2 separate regions of the Homo sapiens genome follow, and region 1 is linked to region 2. Evidence: read pairs that join two places in POLR2A ChIA-PET (ENCODE). Cell type or tissue: IMR-90. All regions are shown on one strand. Each heading gives the region's core, and the rest is flanking DNA. Links, peaks and the distances in the headings are about the cores only. Region 1 overlaps GPALPP1 (GPALPP motifs containing 1). Region 2 overlaps TPT1-AS1 (TPT1 antisense RNA 1).

Region 1 (16,076 bases), core at 3,890-8,889, 340 kb after region 2:
ACTGCAACCTCCACCTCCTGGGCTCAAGCCATCCTCCACCTCAGCTCCCAGGTAGCTGGCACCACAGGCATGTGCCACCATGCCTAGCTATTTTTTTGTATTTTTGGTAGAGATGCGGTTTTGCTATGTTGCCCTGGGTGGTCTTGAACTCCTGAGCTCAAGCAACCCACCCGCCTTGGCCTCCCAAAGTGTGGGATTACAGGCATGAACCACTGCGCCTGGCTGAAAAAGACTTTTTCTCATTTTCAGATTACATTCCCCCATCATGGTTCCATTTATATTTTGTCTCATCTTTTGAATAATTGACAATGTTAGAAACTGATGTATGTATTCCCCACTACCTTGTAAGTGTGATGAGGGCAGGCACTGTGTTTGATTCATTCATTCATTCGACAAATACTTCTGAATATCTACTATGTATAAGGCACTGGTGATAAGATAAAAAAAATCTCTGTTATTATGGAGCCACATTCTAGCGGAAAGAGGTCAACAATAAACAAAAAGAAGCAGTAAAATTAATAGTATCTTCGGTGGTAATAAATACTATGGGGAAAATTAAAGAAGGGAAGAGGAGGTTAGCATATTTTAATTTGGAGGCCAGAGATGACTGTATTGGAAAGATAATATTCCAGCAAAAAAACTGAAGGTCTAGGAGGCCAGCCACATAGATATGTAGGAGAAGACCATTTTGCATAGGCTTGGACAGCAGGCATAAAGGCTCAGGAGTAGGAAGTGGCCTGCTGTATTTGAGGAGGAACAGCAAGGAGCCCAGTGTGGTCACATCAAAGCAAAAGATAAAATCAGAGTGCTAATAGAGGCCAGACTGTATAGGGCCCTAAAAGGACTTTGGTTTTGACTTAGGGAGAGGAGGAGTAATTTGGTGGTTTTGAGTGTTAGTGACATGATCTGACTTTGATCTGCCTTTGTTTCATCTGGACCCCTTCAGCTGTTGTGTTGAGAAGGGGTAATAGAGGAGAAAGGGCTACATAAAGCATGAAAATCAATAAAAGGGGTGAAATTTGATGGTTATTTGGACCAGGGTGGGAGCAGAAGTGGCTGAGTCCTGGATGTCTTATGAAGATAGGAACAAAATAATTTGTTGACAGATTCATTTCTGTGACTATGTGCCTGCCACACTGTGGGTGTTCTATGAGCATTTGTTGAAAGAATAAGTAAATGACTCTGAAATTCATAATTTTAACCACTGCATTATACATCCTTTGAGTAACAACCTCAGTGTAACTGTTGAATTCTTAGTGGAGATAAACAGGAGTCTCTGGAATATATGAATTCATACATAGGAAGGCACTGCAGTATAACAGATTGAACAAGTGATTTAAAGTCATAAGAACTGGGTTTGTGCCATGGCTTTGATCAGTAAAAATTGTGTAATCTTGGGTAAGGTACCCAATTTTTTTGGTCTTTAGCATTTGTAAGGTGCAGATAATATCTATTTCATGAAACCGTGGAGAAGATAAAATAAGGTCCACATACAGGGAAAATGCATTACAAATTGTAAAGTACTCTACAAATCTCAACTCTTGTTAAGGAGAAAAACAGCCTTTATACTTTACTCCAAAGTCATTTGGTCTATCTTTTCCTAAAATCACTTATCCACCAGTGCATTTTTTTATACACAGATACTAAAGCTTAGTTAGGAGAAAGTAAATTTCAAGGTAAAGACCATTGTTAAAAAGCTCTTCAACCTTCTCTCCTAAAGGCCAAATCACAATCATTCCTTAAACTTTTCTTCATGTTCCATCCTTCTAACACCTTAAAGTCCCCCTTCAAAGATAAGAAGTATGAATAGGTAACACCCCGTCAATCCTGTTATTTTCCTAACAGAATCTCAGGTTTGTGAACAGCTTTTTATTTCATCTACTTATGTTACAATCTTAAATTAATCTGAATATAACTGAGTCTTACATTACAGTTGAGTCCAGTGGTTGTAGTAACTGCATGCATAAAGTTTGGAGTTTGTTACAATACATCTTATTCTTTCAATGAAAACTTTCCAAACCTTAGAGTTGAAATGGGATGATGATACCTGTTGTCCTGGATCATCTCTGCCCTTGTCACTTTTCTGTGTAGATTTAATGAAACCAGGTGGCAATGCAGGACCTATTATGGGCCTGAAAAATAAAATGTACTTTTATCATTCTCCCTGACTTTAAAAAGCAGTTATAAGAATAAAAGTTCACAAAAATAATAAAGCCAAATAGTGACAAATGTTGAAAATAAGAATTTTATTTAACACTTTATTTTTACTAGTATTACCTAGTATCTTTCTGCTAGACGTCTTTTAAAAACCTAATTTTCACATTTGACTTTTCTACTTGTTAGTCAATAATTAGAGACTAAGCCAATAATTCTCAATCTTTGTGACACTGGCATATGCACACTTCCTAAAAAGAACTATATTAAATAAAAATGGCAATGTTTTAAAAAAATTGATGTACTAAAATCTGTGATGGTCTTTTTTTATTTTGTGCCTTGGCTTTCCTTCAGTTTTGAGATTCATTATCCCGTGAAAGATACCTTAGGGGCATTATAATTATGGTCAGAACTACCAAAGTAGAAATTGAGTTCTTCTAAGGACATATATAGCATGTGCAGACAATGCCAGCAATCTGTGGTCTATATAACATGGCAGTATTAAAAATCTATACATTGTCCTCAGTAATGATGTGGAACTGTAGAAGAATGCAGCTAGTTCATTAAGACCCACAGAAAGGGAAAAGGGTACCGTGCTAACCATATTTCAAGCAGTGCATCTGTTTCCTTAAAACAATCCTGGTCAGTGTAAGTCACTCCACTTTTAAGATGAGCAAAATCATGTCCAAGATTAACACAATTAGTAAGTGGCTGAGCTAGAGTTTAAACCCTGGTCTACTTGATGTCAAAGTGCATTTTCTTTCCAGCTGCCCTACTGCCAAATAATGAGGCAACTGTCATCACTTCAAAAGAGAGACTTGCCTTAACACTGGGTCTTAAAAGGAGACAGCCTTACTTTATGAAGGAAAAAATTAAAAAGATAAAAATAAAAAATAAAAAAATGCTCTCTTTCACACTTTTAAGATTCTTCATCCTTGCTTTTGTACAAATGTTTTTTCCATAGTTGTCACTGTGCCAGTGTTACCAACCCAGATGGCACTGAAGTCCTAAGCTAAAATTTCCAGGTTGCACCATGTTCTATCAGAACCCCACAGACAGGCATCCTGGCAGGGGAAATAACAGTACTGACAGTCAGAAAGTCTGGGTTCCCATCCTGACCATTTAATAATCTCTTGTCTTGATTCATGAAACTTCTTTGAGCAGAACAATTTGCTTATGAAAGACAGGGAAGTTTGGCACTGTTAAAAAGATAAAATTAGGTATCATTTATAAGCTATGAGTACAGCATAGGTTTTTTCTGAGTACAATTTTTAGCAATCTACAAATGCAATTATAGCTTAACTTTCTGGCCTCAGGGGATTGGTGGTGATAAAATTACTGGTATATAAAATCATAAAACATAGTAAAGGAATAAAACCATGGCATGTTATGATACTATAAAAGGTTTCTAACTCCAATATATAATGCCAGCTGTTTATTTTACACATACATTTTATTATTGCCAAAATAATATTCTTAAGAATAAAATTGGTATACATTTAAGTAATATGTTTTCTTAAAAGGAATGTTACATCCTAGGGGTCAGCAAACTTTCTATAAAGGGCTAGATAGTAACTCTTAGGCTTTGAGAGCCACATGTGGGTCTCTGTGGCATATCTGTCTTTGTTTTTTCAGCTACTCTCAAAAATGCAAAAATCATTTTTAGTTTGGGGACTGTAGATTGCCTATCCCTGTATATCTGAAACAACTAAAGTTAATGGAAGTTAGGAGCTGCCAAATGTGATTATAAACTTTGAATATAAAATAAAAAGCCTTTTCTGCTTGTTCTTGCATATTGGTATACAGTATTATGAATTATAAACAATTTGATGTGCGATCTTATATTTGGCATTTAAAAATTTTACAATTCTGGGAAGAAGACAGGAATAAATATTTACTATATACTTACTCTGTGCCAGGCTCCATATAAATTAAACACCCACACACAAAGTCAAGGTATGTAACTATGAAACCTCAATCATCACAATTCTGTAAAGTACATGCTGTTATCCTAGCTTACAGATAACAAATTTAAGATTCAGAGAAGTTAGTCCAATTGTCTAACATGGCACATGGGGATGTGTTTCTTCTATTGATAAATAATTAAGAAAACAACTGAATTAAAAGTCACAACATCAAGATTCTAGCTCCAGGTCTGCTACTATGTGTGTGACCTTATCTGTTTATAAAGTGGGGAGAGGGGTGATCCACCTCGTTTACCACAAAACACTTTTGTGAATATCAAATAACAGATGTGGAAGTTTTTTGTAAACTATGAAAGTGTCATAAACATGTAAATAATTATTTTTATTGTAGGAAACAACTTCTTTTCCTGGTGAATGACCCATTTCAAAATGTTATATAAATATTTCAGTTAAAACATAATTTCAGACAATTCTTTAATTCATTAAAGATTCATTAGTTAAAATATTTAAAGAAAGACTGGCCTAAAATATTACACATTATCACCTTGGAGGAGAATCATCCTGCTTTTTAAATCCAGGAGGAAGGGCTGGTCCAAAAAACCCATCATCATCATCATCGTCATCATCCTGATTTTTCCTCTGTTTTCTGAAAACATAGTAGTATAACTTTATGCATATATGTCAAAATTTTTTTCACAAAAGCACATTTTAATTTTTTTTAAAAAAGCATTAAATCTAGTTGTATAAACACTGCAACAATAAATTAATCCTGCCAAATAAAAACTGGATACTACGATAGTTCTTTTTTTTTTTTTATTTTTTGAGAGGAAGTCTTGCCTTGTTGCCCAGGCTGGAGTGCAGTGGCGTGATGTTGGCTCACTGGAACCTCCCACTCCTAGGTTCAAGCAATTCTCCTGCCTCAGCCTCCCAAGTAGCTGGGATTACAGGGAAGCGCCACCACGCCCAGCTAATTTTTGTATTTTTTAGTAGAGACGGGGTTTCACCATGTTGGCCAGGCTGGTCTCGAACTCCTGACCTCAAGTGATCTCCCCACCTTGGCCTTCCAAAGTGCTGGGATTACAGGCGTGAGCCACTGCACCTGGCCTACGACAATAGTTCGTAACTAGTCTTTTCCTGGAATTTATTTTTGGCCTAAAATACAGATTGGTTATTTCTTTACAGCAGTAATATATCACTATTCTATATTTTCTGTGGTATTAAAGATTCCCCTCAATGCAGTTTCAAAGTCTATTGGTCAGATGTTTCTCAGTAAAAAGTTTATGACTGTGACTTTTATTCTCATCTAAGGAAGGGTTTTAAGTTGCTATTTCCACCTGATAATATTTAAAATGAATCAAAAAAGCTTGTTACTCAATAATAAACAAAGATTTGACTTCTCATTTACATAGACTCATAGTGGGTAAGGCCAGATTAGAGGAAAATCATTCAGCTGGGCACAGTGGCTCATGCCTGTAATCCCAGCACCTTAAAAGGCCGAGGCGGGCAGATCACTTGGGGTCAGGAGTTCAAGACCAGCCTGGCCAACATGGTGAAACCCTGTCTCTACTAAAAAATCCAAAAATTAGCCAGGTATGGTGGCACACACCTGTAGTTCCAGCTACTTGGGAGACTGAGACAGGAGAACCACTTGAACTTAGGAGGCAGAGGCTACAGTGAGCTGAGATCGTGCCACCGGATTCCAGTCTGGGCTACAGAGTGAGACTTCATCTCAAAAAAAAAAAAAAAAAAAAAAAAAAAAAAGAAAACCATTAGTTTATTTAAAGAAAACATACACTGCATATATAATTTTAATAAGAAATTCTATGGTTTATGTAGCCTATTTTGGCACTTCAATGACATCTTAAGAAAAATCATTTATGTAAGAATTTTATTGGCTGGTGTGGTGGCTCATGCTTGTAATCCCAGCACTTTCTGAGGCTGAGGCGGGCAGATCACTTGAGTCCAGGAGTTTGAGACCAGCCTGGGCAACATGATGAAACCCCATCTCTACAAAAAATACCAAAAAATCTACAAAAAATACAAAAATTTGCGGGCACCTGTGGTTCCAGCTTCTCAGAAGACTGAGGTGGGAGGATCGCTTGAGCTTGGGAGGCAGAGGCTGCAGTGAGCCAAGATCGTGCCACATCACTCCAGCATGTGCGCCAGAGTGAGCCCCTGTCTCAGGAAAAAATATACATATATATTGAAATTCTAGATATCTCTATAGCTGCAAACTACTAGAATAAATTTCTTTGTAAAAGGTATAATTCAGGATGAAATGCCACACAAAATGATTTCTCCCTGTGCTGTATAAATGGAAATATGATATCCCCTTACTAGCTATCTGTTCCAGCCAACTTATACTAGCTCTGAAGTTTGGTCTATCATTTAATTTAATTAAATGACTGACCTTGCAGTTGGACCACTGTCATCTTCTTCAGATTCTTGATTTCCTTCTTCGTACAAAGAACTACTGTCTTCATCGCTGTCTGATGAATCTGAACTACTGCTTTTATAATTAGGGGGCAGAGCTGGTCCTGCAACTAAAGAACACTTGTTGTTTGTCATCACTAGCCACTACTGTTTCAATGAACCCTTCTAGCTGATATTTTTCACTTTCTTTTCTGAAATAAACAGCACTGGCTGTCTATCATTTATTATTCACTTTAATCTCAATTGCTGTTGTTTGTGTACAGTGGTTTTGTCTTTCCAGCTCTAGGAAGGCAGAAATCATGTCTTACACAATCTCTTTCATGAGATTCACAAAAGCTTTGTTAATATCTGAACTTATAAACCCGAACTTATAGATATAGCAATAGCATGTAATTTCCTTGATAATGTGCAGTTTTTGCATTGGTTGGTGCACCTGCCAAAAAAAACAAAAAAACAAACAAACAAACAAAAAAAAACCCCAATGGCTTCATGATTTTTTTTTTTCTTACAGTTTACGGTAGAACCACTACTTAAAAAAAAAAAATCTTTCCTGGCATCCCCATATTTCTTGGTTAGTTTTCTTTTTGAGATGATTTTCCAAGCAGAAATAAAATTAGAGTCACTCTAAGTTTTACTGCTTGCCAACAGAGATACAGGGAAGAGAATGAGGCTGCACTGTAATGGGGATGTTAGGGAGAGTGGTAAGGGTCTTCTAGGTCCACTTATCAGAATGACTTGCTCTCACTTTACATCTCAGCAAAATTACAAATTACTATATGGTGTCACTGCAGTGTCATGATGTCACTGATGATGTCACACAGACACAACTGTCCAGGTTGATCCTAAATAGTGATGCTAAAAGCCTACTATCATAGTTCCCAAGGTTGGATATTTATCAGACTCCCTAAAATCTATGTATTTTTAAAAGATTCATGGGCCCTTTTCTCAGATATTCTAACCCAGTTGGCCTGGAGGAGGGCCTGGAAACATGATTTTCCAAAGAGTATTCTGGGTATGCCATTCATTCAATATTATAGTAATAGTAATATTTGTTACTACAAAAACTTAAGTGTAATAAATAAATAACAAATAACATGGTTTGAGTTCTTAGGTGTTATGAATTGTTTTAAGAGACATACACATTATTCTATTTAATTCTGATAACAATCCTATAAGGGAGATATTATTTCTATTTTACATATGGAGAAACTGAGGCCAAGAATTGTTAAGTGACTTGCCTAACTTCATACAACTAAGTAGTGGGGCTGTGACATGAACCCAGGAGTCTGATTTCAAAGCCTATATCCTTAACCACTATACTAGCCAATACTCAATAGTCAGCAACCATCCATCCAACAACAGTTATTAAGTAAATACTTCTAGAGAAACAAACATTAAAAGAATTAAGATCAATTCAGATAGTGTAAATGCTACTATGAAAATAGGAAAAAGGTGACACTGTATATGTGGGAGGGTAATTTTAAAGACAGTGGTAAGGCAAAAATCTCTCTGAGAAAAAGACATTTGAATGGAGACTTAAATGATGAGATGACAGAGGAACAGCCAGTGCACAACTCCTATGCAGGGAGCAAGCCTGATGTGCTTGAGGAATAAAAAGGCCAGTGTGGCTAAAGAAAAGCAAAATGACGACATCAAGTTGGATGGTATAAAGGGGCCAGACTCTTGCTTTGGAGGCAGACTCTGTGCTTTGAATTCCAGGTTGGCCACTTACTAGCTGTGTGATTTGGATAAGTTACTTAACCTTCCTATTACACTCTTGCTTTGTAAAATGAGGTTAATAATAGTTTCAACCTCACAGGACTGTTGTGAAGATTATATCAGTTAATATATGCAAAACACCTAACAAAGTCTTTGGCATATAGCAAGTGCTCAATAAATGCTAGTACAGGCTACAATAAGGAGTTTGGACTTCTCTTTCCCTTTCCCTTTTCTGTTCCCTTTCCCTAAGAGGCGAGATCTCACTGTGTTGTCCAGGTTGAAGTGCAGTGGCTTTTCACAGGTGCGATCCCACTGCTGATCAGCACCAGAGTTTTCACATGCTTTGTTTCCGACCTGGGCTGGTTCACCCCTCCTTAGGGCAATCTGGTGGTCCTTCACTCCCGGAGGTCACCATACTGATGTTGAACTTAGTGTGGATACCAGAATGCATAGCGCACTACAGCCCAGAACTCCTGGACTCAAGCGATCCTCTTGCCTCAGCTTCCTGAGTACCTGGGACTACAGGCATGCACCACCACATCCAGCAGGAGTTTGGATTTTAATTACAACAGGCAGTCATTGGGAGGTTGTGGGTCAGGACAGACATGATATGAATTACCAAACAAACAAACAAAAAACTGTCAGCTTGTGGACAATAGACAAGAGAGATCAGCAACAGGGGATATGCATTAGAAAGCTGATAAAAAATGGTGTGGGCCAGGTGTGGTGGCTCACGCCTGTAATCCCAGCACTTTGGGAGGCCGAGGTGGGCGGATCACCCGAGGTCAGGAGTTCGGGACCAGCCTGGGCAACATGGTGAAACCCTGTCTCTACTAAAAATACAAAATTAGCTGGGCATGGTGGTGTGCGTCTGTAATCCCAGCTACTCAGGAGGCTGAGGCAGGTGAATTGCTTGAATTCTGGCAGTGGAGGTTGCAGTGAGCCAAGATCACGCCATTGCACTCCAGCCTGTGCGACAGAGCAAGACTCCATCTAAAAAAAAGAAAGAAAAAAAAAAGGTTTGATTTGCAACATACTCTGATGTAAGGGCAAAGAGGACTGCTAATGGTTTGGATGTTAGAGGTGAGAAGAAAAAAAAAAGGAACCAAGGATAGGTCTTAGGTTTTGTGCCTGACTAGCTAGGCAGGTGAAGGGCAATGGTATTCTCTAATATGGAGAAGGCTGGGAAGAAAATAGGCTGGGAGGGGAGAGTTGAGAGTTTGTTTTTCACATTTTAAGTTTCATACAGCCTTAAAAATTTAGGTGGTGCTATCAGTGGTACTTGGGCATACTAGGGTGTATAGGGTGTGTAAGTCCGTTCTCATGCTGCTATGAAGAAATACCTGAGACTGAGTAATTTATAAAGGAAAGAGGTTTAATTGAGCCACAGTTCAGCATGGTTGTGGAGGCCTCAGGAAACGTACAATTATGGTGGAAGGGGAAGCAAACACATCCTTCTTCACATGGCAGGAGGAAGGAGAAGTGCAGAGAGAAAGGGGGAGAAGCCCCTTATAAAACTATCAGATCTCATGAGAACTCACTATCACGAGAACAGCATGAGGGTAACCACCACCATGATTCAGTTACCTCCCACCAGGTCCCTCCCACAACATGTAGGGATTATGGAAACTATAATTCAAGATGAGATTTGGGTGGGGACATAGCCAAACATTATTACAGTGTAAAGCTCAGGGGAGAAACTAAGGCTAGTTTTGGAATCATTGGCCTATTTCAAAAAAATTTTTCCTATCTCTCTTGGTGCATTACTATAGAACAGGTAATAACATGCCTTAGAAAAGAATAACTCTAAGGCATGCTGCGTTACAGCAAAAAGGAAAACATCAAGCATCATGGATGGGATTCCTATCTCCAACTGCTGTTTAGGGTTTACTAAAGAAGACTTAATGTCTTAGTATGTAAGTGTTCCCCAATTTATTTATAATTTAGAGACTATATGTGACCTCTAACCTCATGTGTGACCCCACAGGAGTGATTGGCTCTTTTCATCTTCTTGATTCTAAGTACATTAAAGAGGGAAGATATGTTTTTTCCTCTTCTGCTTCTTTCTCTTCTTATATGTGACTGCTATCCATGTAATTTATCAATTGTATACTATTGGCCAATTTTGGATAGGTTTGTATCAAGAAAAAATTTTATTATTCTTTTATATATTTTAAGCAATTAGATGTGTAATATGGTCTAAATATGTGCTGTTCTTGGTATTATAACGTACACACATACCTTTTATTTATGTATTCATTCACTCATTTATTTATTTAGTCTTGCTCTGTTGCCTGGGTTAGAAAGCAGTGATCATGGCTCACTGTAACCTTGAACTCCTGGCCTCAAGCGATCCTCCCATCTCGGCCTCCTGCATGGCTAGGACTACAGGTGTTTGCCACCATGCACAGATAATTTTTAAATTTTATTTTATTTATTTTTTTGAGACCAGGGTCTCACTATGTTGTCCAGCTTGGTCTTGAACGCTTGGCCTCAAGTGATCTTCCTGCCTTGGCCTCCCAAAGCACTGGGATTACAGGCATGAGCCACCACACCTGGTGCTATTACAACTAAAAAATTGCCATGGATTTTTAAAGAAACAAACGAGATATACATTTTTTAAAAAGATAATAAGCAGATGAAGATAAAACTCATCTAAGAAAACCTGGCCTTTTAAAAATAATCACGGAAAAATAGTATAAAAAAGTAACATTCAGCACATAGTACCATTAATTTCTATTTGAGTTGTTCAAAATAAACAACTATTTCATCATGAAATGATAGAATACTGAGATGGCGATATAAAAAAGAAAAAAGGGGCCAGGCGCAGTGGCTCATGCTTGTAATCCCAGAACTTTGGGAGGACAAGGCAGGCGGATCATGAGGTCAAGAGATCAAGACCATCCTGGCCAACATGGTGAAACCCCATCTCTACTAAAAATACCAAAATTAGCTGGGCGTGGTGGCACATGCTTGTAGTCCCAGCTACTCAGGAGGCTGAGGCAGGAGAATCACTTGAACCCGGGAGGCGGAGGTTGCTGTGAGCCAAGATCACGCCACTGCACTCCAGTCTGGTGACAGAGTGAGACTCTGTCTCAAGAAAAAAGAGAAGAATATTAAAAGTGTCAGTCAGTATACGCCACAATACAGACCCCCTAATAAAAGTAAGGACATGTCTGGCTTCACTTTTTTATAGATATCCTTCTGAACTATGAATAATCTCAAAAAATTATTTTGGGAACATGTAATGAACTATTCCATATCTCTCCTAAAGCAGTGATGCTTGTCGTCATTAAGGAGGCTCTCCTATTGCAATGATAATTTTCCAAATAGATTATAAATTCCATGAGAACAGGAGTTACGCGTTCCTTATATTTCACTTATTTCCCTTTCATATCACACAGAATTGTGATATGCATATAAAAAAATGAACTCAGTATAATACATAAAAATCTCATTACAGATCAGCATTAACAGATGAACATCCACAACTGATTCTGATGACTAGGAATGCTAACTTGAACTCCGATGAAATGAAATGTTACTCCCCCAAAACCAATTCTGTTCTTCTCATTAGTAGACCTGTATTACAAAAAAATTATATGGTATTATGTTTTAGATTGCAACAATAAAATTTTGTGAAGTTTGCTTCCTTCTTGTTGTACACATACTTTTACAATAATCTTGATTTTGCCTACTGACCTACAGTCAAAAGTACAGTTGTCCCTCGGTATTCTCGGGAGATTGGTTCCAGGACCAACTCCCCTGTTTGCAGCTACCAAAATCTGTGGCTATGGCCTTGGTTCCACTTCCCTTGAATATTGTACTTTCAATCTAGAGTTGGTTGAACCTGAAGACTCAGAACCTGCAGATCTACAGGGTCAACTGTATTTACTATCTGGTCCTTTACAAGAAAAGTTTGCTGACCCCATGACATGGTTAAATCATGCAAATATAAAGAAGGGGCACCCAACCCATCTTTTACAGGCAGTAGGTAGTTAACATCAAAGAATGTTTCCTAGAAGCAGTGATGTAGGGGTGGGACCTGAGTTAGCTGGGCAAAGAAGGTGGGGACTGGACGAAGAGTAGTCCAGGCAGAAAGAAAAGCATCTGCAAAAGCCTGAAAGCAAAAGAGTCATCACATTTAGAAAACTGAAAGGTGTTCAGGATGGTTGGAACCAAGAGAGGATAGAGAGGGGCCAAATGTTGCTGTGAGGTCAAGGAAGACTAGGACTGAAAAGGAAGCCTTGAATTGGTGAGGGTCTCAGTGGACTGGTGAGGGCAGAAATGCAATGGGTTAAGGAGAAAATAGAAGACCCAGAGACAGTGAGAAAGAAAAAGATGCAGCTAGAGGGGGATATGAAGTAGAGTTTTCTTCAAAGATGGGAAAGATTTGAATGTTTTGGTTAAATGCTAAGGGCAGGCAGCCCTAAGGACAGGGAAGGGAGTCAGAGTAAAAATGGAAGGATTAGCTTTAGAAGGAAGCAGTATACCTCTTCTATTGTTACCAAAGGGCAGACAAAAAGCTTGGCGTGGATTTAGGATAGTTTTTAGATACAGTAACAGAAAATTGAGGAAGTTCTCTTATGATGGCATCTACTTGTTCAATGAAGTAGACGGAAAAATAAAAGTTTTAGAAAGAAAGGGAAAGTTTTAAAAAGCCAAGGTTGCAGATTGGGGAAGAGAAAGGAGGTGAAGCCTGTGAGGATTACTGGACAGACCTATGGACCCAGTTAGGGAACAGGCCATCTTTTAGCAGCATTAGCTTGTGGAGGCGTGAGGTTTCTTCTAGCAGCATTAGGAAGCCTGGCTGTAGGCTCACAAGGGGTAAACACTTGGACTGATCCAGGGCTGGGCTTTTGTTAGATGGGTTTGGCAGAATACCCAATGGGATAAAGCAGTTGAGAGCACCAGCAAGAGAGTGGATGAATGGGTGGACCATGGAGTCTAACAGGAGTAGGGATGTAAGCACTCCTCTCAGATGGAAGTACTTAGGGATAGAAGTACTTAGGGATGGAAGGCTCAATGAGGTTAAAAAACAAAAATAAAAAGCAAATGAAATGGGAGTAACTTGAGTGAGAACAATGAATGAATAAGGGGTTCTTGCTGAGAATGAGATTTGAATTTGAGTTTTTGGAGCTGGAGTAGGGTAGACTCACTACTCCAGCTTAAAATGTAGGTGAAATTAGTGGAGGTGAAGGTCACTGCAGATAGGAGACTGGAGTTAGAGTCAAAATGGCCAAGGCTCCACTCAGCTTCCATAGAACAGCATATGGAGTCTGTGGATCGCTCTTGAGAAAATATTTGCACCCCAGGGTTTCTAATGACATGACGTTGGGGGACATTTTCCAGCAGTCAATTTTCAGAGTATTCAAATGAAGTTAACTTGTTCCATCTCAGACCTGTGTGCTCCCTCACTCCTCTTTACTCTGGTCATGCTTGTCAGATCTCCTTCTGGGACAGCAGAGTGTGAGGAACACAGGACAGATAACAGACTGGATTCAGGAATCTTCACTTGAAGGTAATCCTGACACCTGCTACCACATGGATGAAACTTAAGGACATTATGCTAAGTGAAATAAGCCAGTCCAAAAAAAAAAAAAAGACAAATACTGTATGATTCCACTCAAATGATGTACTTAAAGTAGTCAAATCATAGAGACAGAAAGTAGAATGGTGCTTGTCAGGAGCTGGAGGGGGGAATGAGGAGTTATTACTTAGTGAGTACAGAGTTTCTGTTTTACAAGATGAAAAGAGATGTGGATATGTTGGTAATAGTTGCTCAATCATCTGAATGTATTTAATGCCACTGAACTGTACATTTAAAGATGGTTAAGATGGTACATTTCATGTTATGTGTATTTTATCACAATTTTTAAAAACTGGAAAAAAAAAAAAAAAAAAAAAAAAAGAGGCTGGGCACAGTGGCTCACGCCTGTAATCCCAGTACTTTGGGAGGCTGAGGCAGATGGATCACTTGAGCCCAGGAGTTCCAGACCAGTCTGGCCAACATGGTGAAACCCCATCTCTACTAAAAATACAAAAATTAGCCAGATGTGAGGGTGCATCCCCGTAATTTCAGCTAGTCAGGAGGCTGAGGCAGGAGAATCACTTGAACCAGGAGGCAGAGGTTGCAGTAAGCTGAGATCATGCCACTGCACTCCAGCCAGGATGACAGTGAGATGCTGTTTAAAAAAAAAAAAAAATCCCGTTCCCAGCCAGCCATTAGGTTTCTTCCAGACTCCATACAAAGGATTATGGTTAGCTGTATTCATGCAGGTCCTGGCTTCTCCAACCCCCATAAATCCTGGGCCCCTCTTAAGGAATTTTTTTTTTTTTTTGCGACAAGGTCTTGTTTTAACACTCAGGCTGGAGTGCGGTGGTGTGATCACAGCTCACTGCAACCTCAAACTCCTGGGCTCAAGCAATCCTCTTGCCTCAGCCCCCCAAGTAGTTGAGACTGCATGTGCATGCTACCATGCCTGGCTAATTTTTAAATTTTTAGTAGAGATGAGGTCTTACTATGTTGCCTAGGCTGTTCTTGAAGTCCTGGGCTCAAGTGATCCTCCCACCTTAGCCTCCCAAAGTGCTGGGATTATAGGCATGAGCCACTGCGCCTGACCAGGAATTTTTACTGTCCTCTACTCCGCCAAAAGGAATCTACTGAGTACCCACTTTGTGCTGGGTACCCTGCTAGTATTGGGGATTACAGAGGCTTAGGACGTGGTTCCTTTCCTCATGGTTTAGTGGGGCAAACCAGCAAACAATCCAGCACAATAACTACAGATAGAGAAAGCCACGTGTGCTCCCATCCCTCACCACAAACACTGTGGTCTTGGCACCAGCAGGACCAGCAGCAGCAGCAGCAGCTGGGAGCTTGTCAGAAATGCAGAATCTCAGGCCTCACCCAGATCACCTGAATCAGAGTTGGCATCTTAACAAGATCTCTGGGTAATCCATGTGCATGTTCAAGTTTAAGGTGCACTGCTACAGAAGACAGAAATAGGGTGACCAATTGTGCTGGTTTGCTTGGGATTGAAGGGCTTCTTGGGATGTGGGATTTTTAGTGCTAAAACTGGGACAGTCCCAGGGACTTAGGGGGTAATTTAGTCTTTGCTCCTGAACTTGGAATACTTTAAAATCCTGTCAGGGGAGGAAAGAAGAGACTGGCTAGAACATTGAAAGATTTTTTTTAGAAGTTCATCTCCTTTTTTAAAGATTCTGATAGGAACTCTCACTGGGAATCATTAAACAAAGATGTTAGATAAGCATCTAAGTTCTTATATAAAAACCTTCACCCCATGGGTGGGAATATCATCACTTAAAAGAGAGAATAGAGTATTAAAAAAAAAGAGGGCTTAGGAGTCAGCTTTCAGAATCTTTAACACCTGAAGGTTTAATTGAAGATAAACTATTCGAGATGAAGAGGAGCTGCCCAAAGAGGAGACAAAAATGAGGGGAGTATGGTATCATAGAAACCAAAAGAGAAGGGGTGTGTGTGTGTGTGTGTGTGTGTGTGTGTGTGTTTAAAGATAGGGGCTTGTGTCTGGGTGCAGTGGCTCACGCCTGTAATCCCAGCACTTTGGGAGGCCAAAGCGAGAGGATCACCTGAGGTCGGGAGTTCAAGACCAGCCTGACCAACATGGAGAAACCCTCTCTCTACTAAAAATACAAAATTAGTTAGGTGTGGTGGTGCACGCCTGTATCCCAGCTACTTAGGAGGCTGAGGCAGGAGAATAGCTTGAACCCAGGAGGCGGAGGTTGTGGTGAGCCGAGATTGTGCCATTGCACTCCAGCCTGGGCAACAAGAGCGAAACTCCGTCTCAAAAAAAAAATAAAATGCTC
Region 2 (16,076 bases), core at 7,476-12,475:
TGTTTGTTTTGTTTTGTTTTGTTTTGTTTGTGTGACAGGGTCTCACTCTGTTGCCCGGGCTAGAGTGCAGTGGTACAGTCTCGGCTCACTGCAACCTCCACCTCTCAGGCTCAAGTGATCCTCCCACCTCAGCCTCCCGAGTAGCTTGGACTACAGGTGTGTGCCACCATGCTTCGTTAATTTTTATATTTATTGTGGAGATGGGGTCTTGCCATGTTGCCCAGGCTGATCTCGAACTCCTGGGTTCAAATGATCCATCCACCTCAGCCACCCAAAGTGCTGAGATTACAGGCGTGAGCCGCCGCACCCAGCGAAAAGTGTGCCTGTAATCCCAGCTACTCAGGAGGCTGGGGCAGGAGAACTGCTTGAACCTGGGAGGCAGAGGTTGCAGTGAGCCGAGGTCACGCCACTGCACTCCAGCCTGGGCAACAGAGCGAGACTCCGTCTCAAAAAAAAATAATAAAAAAAAGAAAGCTGCCAGGAAAGGAAGTGGTAATTCTCATTCCTTAAGAATATCCGTACGGTCATTTGAGCTCCTTGGCCAGAAAGTGCTTTGGAAATACCATGTGTCTCAAAATTCCTCTCTTAGTGAAACAAATGCCTTGTGAGATGATGTCCCATTGCTATAAAAAATTGTCTGTTTTTCTTTTTGAGACAGAGTCTCACTTTGTCGCCCAGGCTGGAGTGCAGTGGTGTGATCTCGGCTCACTGCAACCTCCGCCTCCCGGGTTCAAGCAATTCTCCTGCCTCAGCCTCCCTAGTAGCTGGGATTACAGACCCACACCACCACGCCTAATTTTTGTATTTTTAGTAGAGACAGGGTTTCACTATGTTGGCCAGGCTGGTCTCGAACTCCTGACCTCAGGTGATCTGCCTGCCTCAGCCTCTCAAAGTACTGGGATTACAGGCGTGAGCCACCACACCTGTCCCTTCTTGTTGCTTTTATATGCTTGACTTCAGTCACTCCTCACAACTACTGTGAAAGTCACACCCCATTCTACAGGTGAGGAAACAGAGGCTTGCAGGCTTAGTAGTCATGTAGCTAGTAAGTGGTGGTTCTTTCCACCAGACCACACTGTCTTCCCCAAGAGGCATTTGTTAACCCTGTGCGGAGCCAGCCAAACCACAGGCTCCATGACTACCGGGAAGGTAAGGGCCAGGTTCTAGTTGACCAGAACTGGTGAAGAAACTAATCTTTGCTTACAGGGAGAAACCACAGGACATCTGCTTCCTTTGAGCAAGTGAAGGAGACACAGGAAAAGAGGTCCTGGTGAAAACACGACTTTCAGAAGTTATATCTGAGCCTTCCAGGAAGAAGTGGCAATCAGAGCCATAAGCTTGAAGTGTGGCGAGGAATCGGAAGGGCTGGACTGGAAGCTGGCTTCCTTATCCGGCCATGGCCTCAGGAACAAGGCAGCTGTAGGCTGTCTTGACCCCAGTCAGCAACGTGGCCTTGGCAGACTGCACATGGAAGGTGATTTGGGGAGGGCCTGAATCTCCCAGCATGCCTCTCTCCATGCCCACCCAAATCCACATGGTCAAGAGTGAGCTTGGCACTCCACCCTGATAGCTTTAAGGGGAAAGAGCAGGTGCCCTGAAATTTCCATTAGCCAAACCTGTAGCTATACCTTACATCCATTAGGATGAGAAAGTTGTAAAATCTGTTTTGAAATTCATGCAAAATCCATACGTTTGTTTTCATGCTACAGTGTTTTCTCTGTACTTGATTTTCTTTTGTTCTCTGGTCATGTTATTTTTGAAAATTTTCAGCTTTTGCTTTACAGAAAGAAAAGGAAAGGGATTTCTGCAGATCTAGGCCAAGGTAGCTGGGGAGATGAGAATACATCAGGGGCCAGATAAAGCTTTATCAAGGGTGGCCCCCAGTTCTTGAGCTGGGAAGAGTCTTTGAGGTTGAGGCAAGAGGAGGATGAAAACCCAGAACTGGAAGCTGAGACCTTCATTGCTTTCCATTAGTCTGTCCCCACCTCTCTCCATTCAATAGGTGATGGTCTTCTAGCAACTTGTTAGCCACACAGCATTCATCTGCAGTAGGCCACATTCTGCTGTACAATGCTACAGACATCTCAAAGACCACACCATGAGAACCACTGTGGTAGACATATGGCATGTTAAAATGCTAACTAGGCTGGGCACGGTGGCTCACGCCTGTAATCCCAGCACTTTGGGAGGCCGAGGCGGGTGGATCACCAGGTCAGGAGTTCAAGACCAGCCTGACCAACATGGTGAAACCCCATCTCTACTAAAAATACAAAAATTAGCCAGGTGTGGTGGCGCACGCCTGTAATCCCAGCTACTCAGGAGACTGAGGCAGAAAAATCGCTTGAACCCGGGAGGTGGAGGTTGCAGTGAGCTGAGATCGCGCCACTGCACTCCAGCCTGGGCGACAGAGTGAGACTCTGTCTCAAAATAATAACAATAATCATAATAAGGCCGGGCGCGGTGGCTCACACCTGTAATCCCAGCACTTAGGGAGGCCGAGGCTGGTGGAACACTTGAGGTCGGGAGTTCAAAACCAGCCAGGCCAACAAGGCGAAACCCTGTCTCTACTAAAAATACAAAAAAAGTAGCCAGCCATGGTGGTGTGTGCCTGTAATCTCAGCTATTCAGGAGGCTGAGGTGAGAGAATCCTTTGAACCCGGGAGGCGGAGGTTGCAGTGAGCCGAGATCGTGCTACTGCACTCAAGCCTGGGCGACAGAGCAGGACTCCGTCTCAAAATTAATAATAATAATAGTAACTAATAATGGTCTTCATCTAATCTAAGACATTATCAATCATAAGAAGCATGATTATTTTATGTATCACTTAGAAAAAAAATTCTGACAAGTAATCATGGCATACCATAAGATGCATCCCAAGATGAGAAATCTTAAAATGTGAAAAACATGCATCTCAGAATTGGTAATATGCTGATGTTTTCAATTAGTCTTCAAGCCATTTTCCAATTACAGTGTTTTCTACTGAAGTTTGAAACCCCCCATAAAGGCAGAAATGAGCCTCTCTTCCCCTGAAACCTCCCATTAAGGCAGGAATGAGCCTCTCTTTCCCTGAATTCCTAGAGTTCTACAAAAGAAACGCTAAATCCTGGTAGCTCCATTCATTTTAACTTTGCCTCTGGGGAGAAGGTGCAACCCTTCCTATGGACTTTGCTTGTACTACCTTTGTGATCTATCATATTCTGTTGTTTCTGGTAACCATTTACACGTATGACAATAGATTTTTAAGTTCATCAAAGGCAGGAATGGTATTTTATACATTCCCAAGTTTTAAGAGTGCATTTTAAAAAAGATTTGGACCAGGTGCAGAGGCTCACGCCTGTAATCCCAGCACTTTGGGAGGCTGAGGAGGGTGGATCACCTGAGGCCAGGAGTTCGAGACCAACCTGGCCAACATGGTGAAACCCCATCTCTACTAAAAACACAAAAATTACCCAGGCGTGCTGGCATGTGCCTGTAATCCTGGCTACTCGGGAGGCTGAGGTACTAGAATTGCTCGAAGCCGGGAGGCGGAGGTTGCAGTGAGCCAAGATTGTGCCACTGCACTCCAGCCTGGGCGACAGAGTGAGACTCCATCTCAAAAAAAAAAAAAAAAGATTTGAAATTCCATGAGTTCTCACTCTAGGTATTTCTTTTTTGTGTCCTGCCTTGTTTCAAACAGAATTGTATGTGGTTTACAGAGGTATACCTGATAGCACAGCAAGTAAAATACATACGAGGAAAATCCTCGGTATAAAAATTGAGGCCGGGCATGGTGGCTCATGCCTGTAATCCCAGCACTTTGGGAGGTTGAGGCCGGTGGATCACTTGAGGTCAGGAGTATGAGGCCAGCCTGGCCAATGTGGTGAAACCCCGTTTCTACTAAAAATACAAAAATTAGCCAGGTGTTGTGGTGCAAAGCTATAATCCCAGCTATCTGGAAGGCTGAGGCAGGAGAATCACTTGAACCCAGGAGGCAAAGGTGGCAGTGAGCCGAGATTGTGCCACTGCACTCCAGTCTGGGTGACAGAGCGAGACTCCATCTCAAAAAAAAAAAAAAAAACAAAAAGCAAAACAAAACAAAAAATTGAGACGGTGATTGAGACGGTGATGTGGTTCACACCTGTAATCCCAGTACATTGGGAGGCCGAGGTTGGCAGATTGCTTCAGCTCAGGAGATGGAGACCAGCCTGGGCAACATGGCAAAACCCTGTCTCTACAAAAAAAAACAAAAAATTAGCCAGGCATGGTGGTGCACGCCTATAGTCTCAGCTACTTGAGAGGCTGAGGTAGGAGTATTGCTTGAGCCTGGGAGGTAGAAGTTGCAGTGAGCCCAGATCACGCCACTGAACTCCAGCCTGGGTGACAGAGGGAGACCCTGTCTCAAAACAAAAAAAAGAAAACAAAAGCAAAACAAATCAGGACAAAGGGGAAATGAAAGTAGTGAAATTGGGTATAACCAGGAGTAAGCTGTAACATAAAAGCATTCTGTAAGATCCTGTTAACAGAAATAAGCCCAAATTTGGCTCTGAGCTTGCTAGCAGTCAAAGAGAGAAGGGAAACATGATCAGTTATAAGACTGGGTCCATATAATAAAAACTAATTGCTCAAAAGAATCAGCTAATGGTATACCCTGCTTGTGTGCACCTGGCTAGTGTGTATTCCTTAACCTTTCATTTATTTGCATATTTCCAGATCCTGACATGGGGTTTGTATTACGGTAGGCCAGTAATTCTCCAACTTTTCATCTTGGAAGTCTTTTACACTTTTTAAAAACTTTTTTTTTTTTTTGAGACAGGGTCTCACTCTATCACCCAGGCTGGAGTACAGTAGCATGAACACGGCTCACTGCAACCTCAACCTCCCAGGCTTAAGCAATCCTCCCACCTCAGCCTCTCAAGTAGCTGGAACCACACATATGTACCTCCACACCTGGCTAATTTTCAAAATTTTTTTTGTAGAGAGAGGGTCTCACTATGTTTCCCAGGCTGGTCTTGTTCTCAAACTCCTGGCCTTAAGTGATCCTCCCTCCTCAGCCTCCCAAAGTGCTGGGATATCAGGCACGAGCCACACAGTGCCCAGCCTTAAAAACAGTGGCTCACGCCTGTAATCCCAGAACTCTGGGAGGCCGAGGCAGGAGGATTGCTTTAGCCCAGGAGTTTGAGACCAGCCCAGACAATATACTAAGACCATGTCTCTATTTAAAAAAAAAAAAAATGGCCAGGAGAGGTGGCTTATGCCTGTAATCCCAGCACTTTGGGAGGCTGAGGCAGGTGGATCACTTGAGGTCGGAAGTTCGAGACCAGCCTGACCAACATGGAGAAACCCCGTCTTTACTAAAAATACAAAATTAGCCAGGCGCGGTGACTCACGCCTGTAATCCTGGCCCTTTGAAAGACCGAGGCGGGCGGATCACGAGGTCAGGAGATCGAGACCATCCTGGCAAACATGGTGAAACCCCTTCTCTACTAAAAATACAAAAAAAAAATTAGCCACGCGTGGTGGTGGGCACCTGTATCCCAGCTCCTCGGGAGGCTGAGACAGGAGGATGGCGTGAACCCGGGAGGCGGAGCTTGCAGTGAGCCGAGATCGCGCCACTGCAGTTCAGGCTAGGTGACAGAGCGAGACTCCGTCTCAAAAAAAAAAAAAAAAAAAAAAAAAAACAAAATTAACCGGGTATGGTGGCACATGCCTGTAATCCCAGCTACTCATGAGGCTGAGGCCGGAGAATCAATTGAACCCAGGAGGTGGAGGTTGCAGTGAGCCGAGATCACGCCGTTGCACACCAGTCTGGGCAACAAGAGAGAAACTCCGTCTCAAAAAACAAACAAGGCCGGGTGCGGTGGCTCACACCTGTAATCCCAGCACTTTGTGAGGCCGAGGCTGGCTGATGACAAGGTCAGGAGATCAAGACCATCCTGACTAACACAGTGAAACCCCGTCTCTACTAAAAATACAAAAAATTAGCCGGGCGTGGTGGCAGGCGCCTGTAGTCCCAGCTACTTGGGAGGCTGAGGCAGGAGAATGGCGTGAACCCAGGAGGCGGAGCTTGTAGTGAGCCGAGATCGTGCCACTGTACTCCAGCCTGGGCGACAGAGCGAGACTCAGTCTCAAAAAAAAAAAAAAAAACCCTGAAAATAGTTTTGATGTAATAGATCCCTGAAAAGGTCTGGGAGACCACTTTGAGAACCAAGGTGGCAGGCAGATACCATGCTTAAAATGTTCATTCAAACGTTTATATTTCCAAAGTCTTGTTTTTCTTAGTCTGGCTAATTTCTTTCTGACTCGGGCCCCATTAGCATTTGATGTGAGTGTGTATAAGCCTGTAGCTGCGAGCCTGAGGCTCCCGAAGCCTGAGTCATGACTGCTCCACCTTCCCTGGCACAAGGAAGCGTTCGCTATTCTCTGAGTAAACCAGGTGTTATGGTTCATGCCTGTAATCCCAGCACTTTGGGAGGCCCGAGGTGGGCGGGCAGATCTTTTGCGCCCAGGAGTTTGAGACTAGCCTGGGCAACATGGCAAAACCCCATTTCGACAAAAAAAACAGAAAATTTAGTGGGGTGTGGTGGTGCACACCTGTGGTCTCAGCTACTCAGGAGGCTGAGGTGTGAGAATCACTTGAGCCCGGGAAGTGGAGGCTTCAGTAAGTCGTGATGGTGCCATTGCACTCCAGCGTGGGTCACAGAGTAAGACCCTGTCCCAAAAACGAAAACAGAACAAAAACCGGGGTAAGCATCACAGATCGACCTGAAAGCACTAATGTCCAGTCCCAAGAGCTGTCCCCTTCTCGTTCTCATCTTCCTCACCACAGGCTCACAAGCAGGTTCATGGCCACCTGGAACAGATTGGGCCCCAAGAACAAAAGTATTTCCCCCACCACTGCCAGCACATACAGGATAGTTACCCTAAGTGAACTCCTCCACAACCATAAGGCCCAGGGATGGGTACCAGCTAACTCCACTTTCATCCTGCATATATTCTTAATAAACCCAGCTTAATTGTCCAGCCAGATTTCCTAAGGTATAGCTACTCTCTCTAACTTCAAAAGGAGATCCTGTAAGGAATCAACCATACTCCATTGTGAGAATCTGCTTTGCCCATGGCCTTGTTCCCCTTGTCACCTATATGGGGAATCTGGAAGGACAAACTGACATGTGTAGCCTCTTTCTCTCCCTTTTTCCTATTAGGAGCTGGCCTACCACTCCCTCCTCTACTTAGTAAGGTTTAGAGGCCTGTCTGTCTCATTTTAGGCTTAAGTCTTATAAAGTATTAGGAAGTCACTTGCTCACAGAGTCTCTGACCTCTGCCAGGTGCAGTGGCTCACACCTGTAATCCCAACTACTGCGGAGGCTGAGGCGGGAGGATTGCCTCAGCTCAGGAGTTCAAGACCAGCCTGGGCAAAATAGTGAGATTCTGTCTCAAAAAAAATTTTTTTTTCCAAAAAAAAAAAAAAAATCTCTGCCCTCCAACCTAGCCTTTGTCAGTAGTAAAGGTGACATTTTAGTCTCCATCTGCTGCCTCCCTGTTCTTATATCTTAATTGCTTCAGAACCCTGGTGAGGAATAAGGGCGCCATTACAATGCCCCTCAGAGACCCCAAGATGGTCATATCGGTAAGCATTAGCAATTTTAGGTCACTGCTGAAAACACAGTTATTAAAGGAGTTCTAAAGTTTAAAAATTTGCTTTGACTATTCTCTTCAGAAACTTTTAACACTCTTTTTTTATTTTTATTTTTTTGAGACACAGTCTTACTCTGTTGCCAAGGCTGCAGTACAGTGGCATGATCTCGGCTCACTGCAGCCTCCACCTCCCAGGTTCAAGCGATTCTCCTGCCTCAGCCTCCCAAGTAGCTGGGATTACAGGTGCCCGCCACCACAACCGGCTAAATTTTGTATTTTTAGTAAAGATAGGGTTTCACCATATTGGCCAGGCTGGTCTCGAACTCCTGACCTCAAGTGATCCACCTGCCTCAGCCTCCTGAAGTGCCAGGATTACAGGCACTTTCTCAGGATTACAGAGGATTACAGGCGTGAGCCATCGCACCCAGCCGAGAAACTTTTAACACTCTGTAGAGGAAGGAACTGATATTGTGATTGACTTTTGTCAGGGTTAGTTGCTATCGGCAGCTCTCTGAGGAAGAGGCTGTAATTTGCATGCTTAATCTCATGTCTATTCCACTTTTCCTTCAGGGAAAGGCCTTGTTCATGTACATCTAGTAGGAGTGAACCTGATACATCGTGATTGCGTCATATGTATTTGCTGAATGAATTAATAAAAAGCTAATACTACTCAATTTCTTTTTTTTTTTTTTTTTTCAGATGGAGTTTCACTCTTGTTGCCCAGACTGGAATGCAATGGCACGATCTCAGCTCACCATAACCTCCACCTCTTGGGTTCAAGCGATTCTCCTGCCTCAACCTCCCGAGTAGCTGGGATTACAGGCACGTGCCAACACGCCCAGCTAATTTTTGTATTTTTAGTAGAGACGAGGTTTCTCCATGTTGGTCAGGCTGGTCTCGAACTCCTGATCTCAGGTGATCCGCCTGCCTCGGCCTCCCGAAGTGCTGGGATTACAGGCGTGAGCCACAGAGCCTGGCCTAATACTACTCAATTTTTATCAAACACTCTGGCGCTAGTAGACAATCTCCTTTAGGGAAAGAACTGCTTTCAGGAAAATATTTTAATAAGTTACCTGTAATAAAAGTGAGAGGCCTTTAAGGAAGGAAAAAAAGAATATTTATGCTGCCTCTTTATGGGAAAACAAGAGGGATTTGTCACTTATTTTTTCCTACTGATGGGGAGTGGGGCTAAGGAGGAAAGAGAGACAAGAGCCAGTGAGCTGGTCTGAGTTGGGGACTGCGGGAAGTCATGGTGGGTGAGTGATAATATTTTAAGCACAGGGACACTCAGAGTTTAATCTGAAGTTCCATTGCTGTGATGTAATCCACTCTCTTCCTTCCCACATGTCATCAGTGATTATGACAATATAAACATCAGCAGAAATCTTGGGGACGGTTTGGGATTCCCTAGAGGGTATGTGCCAATGTTCTCTGCCCTTCAAGTCTTTGTTCTGAAGCAATACTTGTGGCAGATTGCTGGAAGAATATTCTGTCCATTACAGATCATGAAAAAATTTTACCTGTGGATCAATCCAGACCTCAGAAAGCTGTTAAGTTATGACTTCATTAGAGAAGAAAGAAAGAAAGAAAGAAAGAAAGAAAGAAAGAAAGAAAGAAAGAAAGAAAGAAAGAAAAGACAGACAGCAAGCAAGCAAGCTGTGAGGCAGGAGCCCTTTGTTCCACCTACCAGTAGGCTTATTTTTACTGAACTGAATATGAAGGTTAGGCCTACACCGAAGAAAGTTGTAAGAAATGGGCTGGGCACCGTGGCTCATGCCTGTAATCCCAGCAGTTTGGGAGGCCAAAGTGGGCAGATCACGAGGTCAGGAGATCGAGACCATCCTGGCTAACACAGTGAAACCCCATCTCTACTAAAAATACAAAAAATTAGCCAGGCGTGGTGGCACATACCTGTAATCCCAGCTACTTGGGAGGCTGAGGCAGGAGAATCGCTTGAACTTGGGAGGCAGAGTTACAGTGAGCCGAGATTGCGCCACTGCACTCCAGCCTGGGTGTCAGAGCAAGACTCCGTCTCAAAAAAAAAAAAAAAAAAAAGAAAAGTAAAAAGATATAAACCGGCCAGGTGTGGTGGCTCACACCTGGTAATCCCAGCACTTTGGGAGGCCAAGGCGGGCAGATCACGAGGTCAGGAGTTCAAGACCAGCCTAACACGGTGAAACCCTGTCTCTACTAAAAATATAAAAATTAGCTGGGTGTGGTCGCATGCCTGTAATCCCAGGACTCAGGAGGCTGAGGCAGGAGAATCGCTTGAACCTGGGAGGTGGAGGTTGCAGTAAGCCGAGATAGCGCCACTGCACTCCAGCCTGGGCGACAGTGCGAGACTTCATCACAAAAAATAAAAAAATAAAAAAGAAAGAAGCCATAGGCCACCCATTACTAAATTCACTGTAGGGGTTTCGTTGAGACTAAATCACATAATGAGGGCCCATGAGAGAAATGCCTTGTGTGAAGTCCACCTCTGACAACTGTGCAGGACTTGATGACACATCCTTTGATATCATCCTTACCCCTGGCTTCACCTTACTGTCTTATTTGTATTTTCGGTTTGCACCAATGGCCTCCTTAATGTTTGAGGGAGCTGTGCTACATAGAACTCTAAAAGCTGCTAGCAATAATTTTTCAAGCAAGGCAAAGCATAATGAAAAAAATTAATATGCTTTTCAAATTCTATTATCTCTAATTCCCACCTCACTATGCTCTTCACTTGAAAACGTGGAAAGTAAAAAGATAATTTATCTTCCTCCTGCGGCATGTTGGCAAGCATTCACCCAGCCCCTCTTCACTACTCCCAAATAAGGACTTGCTGATATTTTTAGCAAAACAATTTATGGGTCCATTTTTCAAAAATCAAGCTAGTTCACTCCTGTGCGTGCTCATGCGCGCACACACACACTCACACTCACATACTGCTTGAGTGATCAGAAAACCCAGCCACACAATTTATTCATTTATTTTTAAAAGTAGAGGCGGGGTCTTACTACATTGCCCAAGCTGGTCTTGAAACCCTGGGCTCAAGCTATCCTTTTGCCTCAGCCTCCCAAAGTGCTGGGATTACAGGTGTGAGCGACTGCGCCTGGCCAACAATTTATGCATGGCCCTCCCTTAGCTTGTTTCAGGTATATATGCTTATTTCTTTGGTGCATTTTCCTTATATATTGTTTACATATGATATAAATACTTCCCCATACTTTATTTGCATTATTATGTTTGGTATCTATGAGAAAAAGAATATTTTGGATATTAAATATGAAACATTATTGGATATTAAATTGAAACAATTAATGCTATAGTTCCCCTTTGACCACTCACTTTTCCCCAGCTGCCTCCCAGAATTAGCCACTGTTACCAGTTTGATGCATAACCTTCTAGATTCTCATGTTTGCTTTTGTAAATATATACACATAGGTAGAGCAGTCTATTGGTTTTTGTCATGTGTATCTGGGTGTTAAATGAAGGAGTGATGTTCTACAACTTGCTTTTATGATTTAACTATGTCTTAGGCCACTTTTCCTCCTCCCAGGGAAGAGCTCTTCTCTATGGTTTTGTTTTGTTTTTTTGTTTTTTTTTGAGACGGAGTCTTACTGTGTCACCCAGGCTGGAGTGCAGTGGCATGATCTTGGTTCACTGCAACCTCCACTTCCCAGGTTCAAGGGATTCTTGTGCCTCAGCCTCCCGAGTAGCTGGGATTACAGACCCATGCCACCAGGCTCAGCTAATTTTTTGTATTTTTAGTAGAGATAGGGTTTTGCCATGTCTCTACTCCTGACCTAGAGGCTGGTCTCAAACTCCTAACCTGAAGTGATTTGCCCACCCTGGCCTCCCAAAGTGCTGTGATTACAGGTATGAGCCACTGCACCCAGCCATAGGCACTGTTTAATGCACCGGGAATACAACTGTGAGCAAAAAAACTCTCTCAACCTCCATGGCACTTACATTGTCTGGAGGGGAGACAGAAAATAAAGTAAGTATAAGAAAATAACATGTTGGGGCTGGGCATGGTGGCTCACACCTGTAATGTCAGCACTTTGGGAGGCCGAGGTGGGCAGATCACCTGAGGTCGGGAGCTCAAGACCAACCTGACCAACATGGAGAAACCCCGTCTCCACTAAAAATACAAAATTAGCCGGGTGTGGTGGCACATGCCTCTAATCCCAGCTACTCAGGAGGCTGAGGCAGGAGAATCGCTTGAACCCAGGAGGTGGCGGTTTGGGTGAGCCAAGATTGTGCAATTGCACTCCAGCCTGGGTAATGAGCGAAACTCCATCTCAAAAAAAAAAAAAAAAAAAAAGAAAAGAAATAACATGTTGGTTAATTAGTCCCACAAATAAATATTAGGGATAAATGGGGCCGGGCACGGTGGCTCACGCCTGTAATCCCAGCACTTTGGGAGGCCGAGGCGGGTGGATCACGAGGTCAGGAGATCGAGACCATCCTGGCTAACATGGTGAAACCACGTTTCTACTAAAAACACAAAAAAATTAGCAGGGCGTGGTGGCGGGTGCCTGTAGTCCCAGCTACTCGGGAGCCTGAGGCAGAAGAATGGCGTGAATCTGGGAGGCGGAGCTTGCAGTGAGCCGAGATTGCCTCACTGCACTCCAGCCTGGGCGACAGTGCAAGACTCCGTCTCAAAATTAAAAAAAGAAAAAAAGAAAGAAAAACCAGGCGTGGTGGCTCATGCCTGTAATCTCAGCACTTTCAAAGGCCAAGGTGGGTGGATCACTTGAGGCCAGGAGTTCAAGACCAGCATGGCCAACATGGTGAAACCCTGACTTTACTAAAAATAGAAAAATTAGCCAGGCATGGTGGCACGTGTCTGTAGTCCCAGCTACTCGGGAGGCTGAGGAGGGAGGTGGAGGCTGCAGTGAGCTGTGATTGTGCCGCTTCACAGCCTGGGCAACAGAATGAGATCCCGTCTCAAAAGGAAAAAAAACAAAAACACAGGGATTTCCAAGAGGCAGGGATTGTAATTTTAAACATGATGGTCAAGGATAGCCTGTGGAGAGGGTGACAATTTGAGCGAAGTCTATGCCTTTTGTTTTTTTTTTTTGAGACGGGAGTCTTGCTCTGTCGCCCAGGCTGGAGTGCAGTGGCGCGATCTCAGCTCACTGCAAGCTCTGCTTCCCGGGTTCACGCCATTTTCCTGCCTCAGCCTCCCAAATAGCTGGGACTACAGGCGCCCGCCACCACGCCCGGCTAATTTTTTGTATTTTTTAGTAGAGGCGGGGTTTCACCATGTTGGCCAGGATGGTCTTGATCTTCTGACCTCGTGATCCACCCACCTCGGCCTCCTAAAGTGCTGGGATTACAGGCGTGAGCCACCACGCCGGGCCGCCTTTTGTTTCTATAGACAGTAGCTTCTTTTTCAGAGGGAGAGAAAACTGAGGTGTTTTCAACAATTTTTTTTTTCAGAGATGGGGTCTCGCTATGTTGCCCAGAGTGGTCTCAAACTCTGCCTCAAGTGAGCCTCCCACCTTGGCCTGCCTAGGCTGGAGTACAATGGCACTATCTAGGCTCACTGCAACCTCCACCTCCCGGGTTCAAGTGATTCTCCTGCCTCAGCCTCCCGAGTCGCTGGGATTACAGGCGCCTGCCATCACGTCCAGGTAATATTTGTATTTTTAATAGAGACAGGGTCTCACCATGTTGGCCAGGCTGGTCTTGAACTCCTGACCTCAGGTGATCCACCTGCCTCGGCCTCCCAAAGTGCTAGGATTACAGGCATGAGCCACCACGCCCAGCCGGCTTTTTTTTTTTTTTTAACTAGTCAAGGACAGTAGTGAAAAAGGGAGGGGAGAAAAATTTTCTGCAATTTCTTTTTTTTTTTTTTGAGACAGAGTCTCGCTCTGTCACCCAAGCTGGAGTGCAGTGGTGCAATCTCGACTCGCTGCAACCTCCACCTCCCAGGTTCAAGCAATTCTCAGGCCTCAACCACCCGAATAGCCGGAACTACAGCCGCCTACCACCATGCCTGGCTAATTTTATTATTTTTAGTAGAGACGAGGTTTCACCATGTTGGGCAGGCTGGTCTCAAACTCCTCACCTCAAGTGATCCGCCCAACTTCACTTCCCAAAGTGTTGGGATCACAGGTACGAGCCAGCTCACCCAGCCTGTTTTCAGCAATTTCTTTCCCGCCATGCAGCCCTCCTGCAGTTGCCTCAAGTTACTTTCAAGATGTGACTGTTGAGCAGTTTCCTGCTAATAGAGGGTCAGAATGATCACACTTCTCTCAGCCCCTACACAGCAAGCCAGATCTCCATTTGGCTGTTTTCTCTTTCTGGCAAAAATTGTTCAAATGAGCTAGAGTCAAATATAAGTATTCACAAAACACTGGGGTCATTTAAAAAAATCATTTGCTGAAATTGAAGAGTTTATGGTGCCAAGTAATATATTTGAAAAGAAAATTTGCCCAAGTCAATGGATTTCAAAACACTTGACTTATAACCACAGGAAGAAATATATGTGGGATCTAGTACATTCATACATACATAAATCTAAAACATACCTGGGAGTGGTGGCGCGTGCCTGTAATCCCAGCTACTCAGGGGGCTGAGGCAGGAGAATCGCTTGAACCTGGGAGCCAGAGGTTGCAGTGAGCCGAGATGGTGCCACTGCACTCCAGCCTGGACAACACAGCGAGATTCATTCTCAAAAAATAATAAAATAAAATAAAATAAAATAAAATAAAATAAAATAAAATAAAAATAAAATAAAAGCTTCACAAAATAATACTCACCTTTACTGTGATTCGCCTTTATATATGATTTTTCTTTTCTATTCTTATTTCATTTTAAATAAAGTTGTTCACTATTCACTAAATTGTTTCTCAACCGTCTGTTTATTCTCATTGGTTGGGTGTTCAAGATCTTTTCTTTTCAGAGCCCGCAATTTTATCAATAAAATTTTTGTTGTTGTTTGTAGTTTGAGACAGAGTCTCGCTCTGCTGCCCAGGCTGGAGTGCAGTGGCGCAATCTCGGCTCACTGCAACCTCCGTCTCCCAGGTTCAAGCGATTCTCTTGCCTTAGCCTCCTGAGTAGCTGGGATTACAGGCAACCGCCAACAGGCTCGGCTAATTTTTGTATTTTTAGTAGAGACGAGGTTTCACCATGTTGGCCAGGCTGGTCTCAAACTACTGACCTCAAGTGATCCACCTGCCTCGGCCTCCCAAAGTGCTGGGATTACAGGCGTGAGCCACCGCGCCCGGCCAAAGGCAAGATTTTAATCTAGGGTGCCATGACTCTTCAGTACTTTTTTTCACCACGACTATATTTTTATAAAACTTAAAGAACTGTTTCGACCTGAATATGAGATTGGGCAGTTGAGAGTAATGTTTGAGAGTACTGCATGGGTCAATGATAATATTTCTGAATAGTTTGGAAGTATTAAAACTGAAGAAAATAATTATACTTGCCGGGTGCAGTGGCTCACGCCCGTAATCCCAGCACTTTGGGAGGCCGAGGCGGGCAGATCGCCTGAGCTCAGGAGTTTGAGACCAGCCTGGCCAACATGGTGAAACCCTGTCTCTACTAAAAATACAAAAAAATTGCCTGGGCGTGGTGGCAGGCACCTGTAATCCCAGCTACTTAGGAGGCTGAGGCAGGAGAATCGCTTGAACCCGGGAGTCAGAGGTTGCAGTGAGCCGAGATCATGCCACTGCACTCCAGCCTGGGCAACAGAGCAAGACCCCATCTGGGCGGGGCGGGGTAGAAAATAATTATACTGTAATAATCTGGAAAAAAAATGTTCACACAGTATTAATGTGTGATAATCATCTCATACATTCCAGAAATGAGGTTTGAGAGCCTTCACTGACCATGTGTCATATCCATTTATTTTGGGATCCCTTTCACCCCATTTTTAACTTCCTCCCAGTTGCCCAATGTCCTCTGGAGTTTTCCATCCAAGACCCCCATCTTTTTTTTTCCCTTTCCCCCCTTTTTAGCTTCCTCCCAGTTGCCCAATGTCCTCTGGAGTTTTCCATCCAAGAACTCCAGCTTCTTTTTTTGGGGGTGGGGGAGGACGGGGTTTCACTCTTGTTGCTCAGGCTGGAGTGCAATGGCGCGATCTCGGCTCACTGCAACCTCCGCTTCCCGGGTTCAAGCGATCCTCCTGCCTCAGCCTCCCGAGTAGCCGGGATTACAGGCGCGTGTCGGGATCACACGTGTGAGCCACCACGCCCAGTCCCCCCATCTTCTTAAAGGGGTTAATTTCTTGGCTCTTGCATTTTGACTTTTCCATCATTCCAATTGCCATCCTGTGTCCTGCTCTTTCCCAAGGGTTGCATTCTTACTCTGCTGAATGCTATATTATTGGATTTATGAACAATTGTTAATGTATTATAATTGTCTGATACTTTGATTTACCAGAATGAACACTTCTATAAGTAGGACTGGATCGAACTTGTTCACAATTGGAATCTTGGTGCAAATCCTAGTTCTAAGGG

The links. Peaks named below come from ENCODE experiments on the same cell type or tissue, not always from the same donor. Only the 100,000 strongest peaks of a DNase experiment are listed, where the experiment ranks them.
Region 1: POLR2A ChIA-PET joins it to region 2 with 5 read pairs; 4 of 35 experiments call an interaction of 5 or more read pairs at or near these places.

What each region holds. Positions count from the first base shown.
Region 1 is chr13:44,994,851-45,010,926 of GRCh38, reverse strand. GPALPP1 (GPALPP motifs containing 1) reads right to left here. Exons shown (of 8, transcript NM_018559.5): 2 at 6,490-6,622; 3 at 4,624-4,725; 4 at 2,048-2,132. It also overlaps the pseudogene RN7SL49P. Among named protein-coding and RNA genes, the nearest start is that of GPALPP1, 13 kb to the right of the region's middle. In IMR-90, for the core only: no CTCF peak of the experiment used is centred there; no DNase peak of the experiment used is centred there.
Region 2 is chr13:45,342,509-45,358,584 of GRCh38, reverse strand. It overlaps TPT1-AS1 (TPT1 antisense RNA 1), which reads right to left. Exons shown (of 11, transcript NR_024458.1): 2 at 15,045-15,159; 3 at 14,139-14,206. It overlaps LOC124903169 (a long non-coding RNA gene), which reads right to left. Exons shown (of 2, transcript XR_007063781.1): 2 at 15,282-15,298. Among named protein-coding and RNA genes, the nearest start is that of TPT1-AS1, 9.2 kb to the right of the region's middle. RefSeq lists an enhancer at 15,176-15,963. In IMR-90, for the core only: no CTCF peak of the experiment used is centred there; no DNase peak of the experiment used is centred there; H3K27ac peaks cover 182 bases.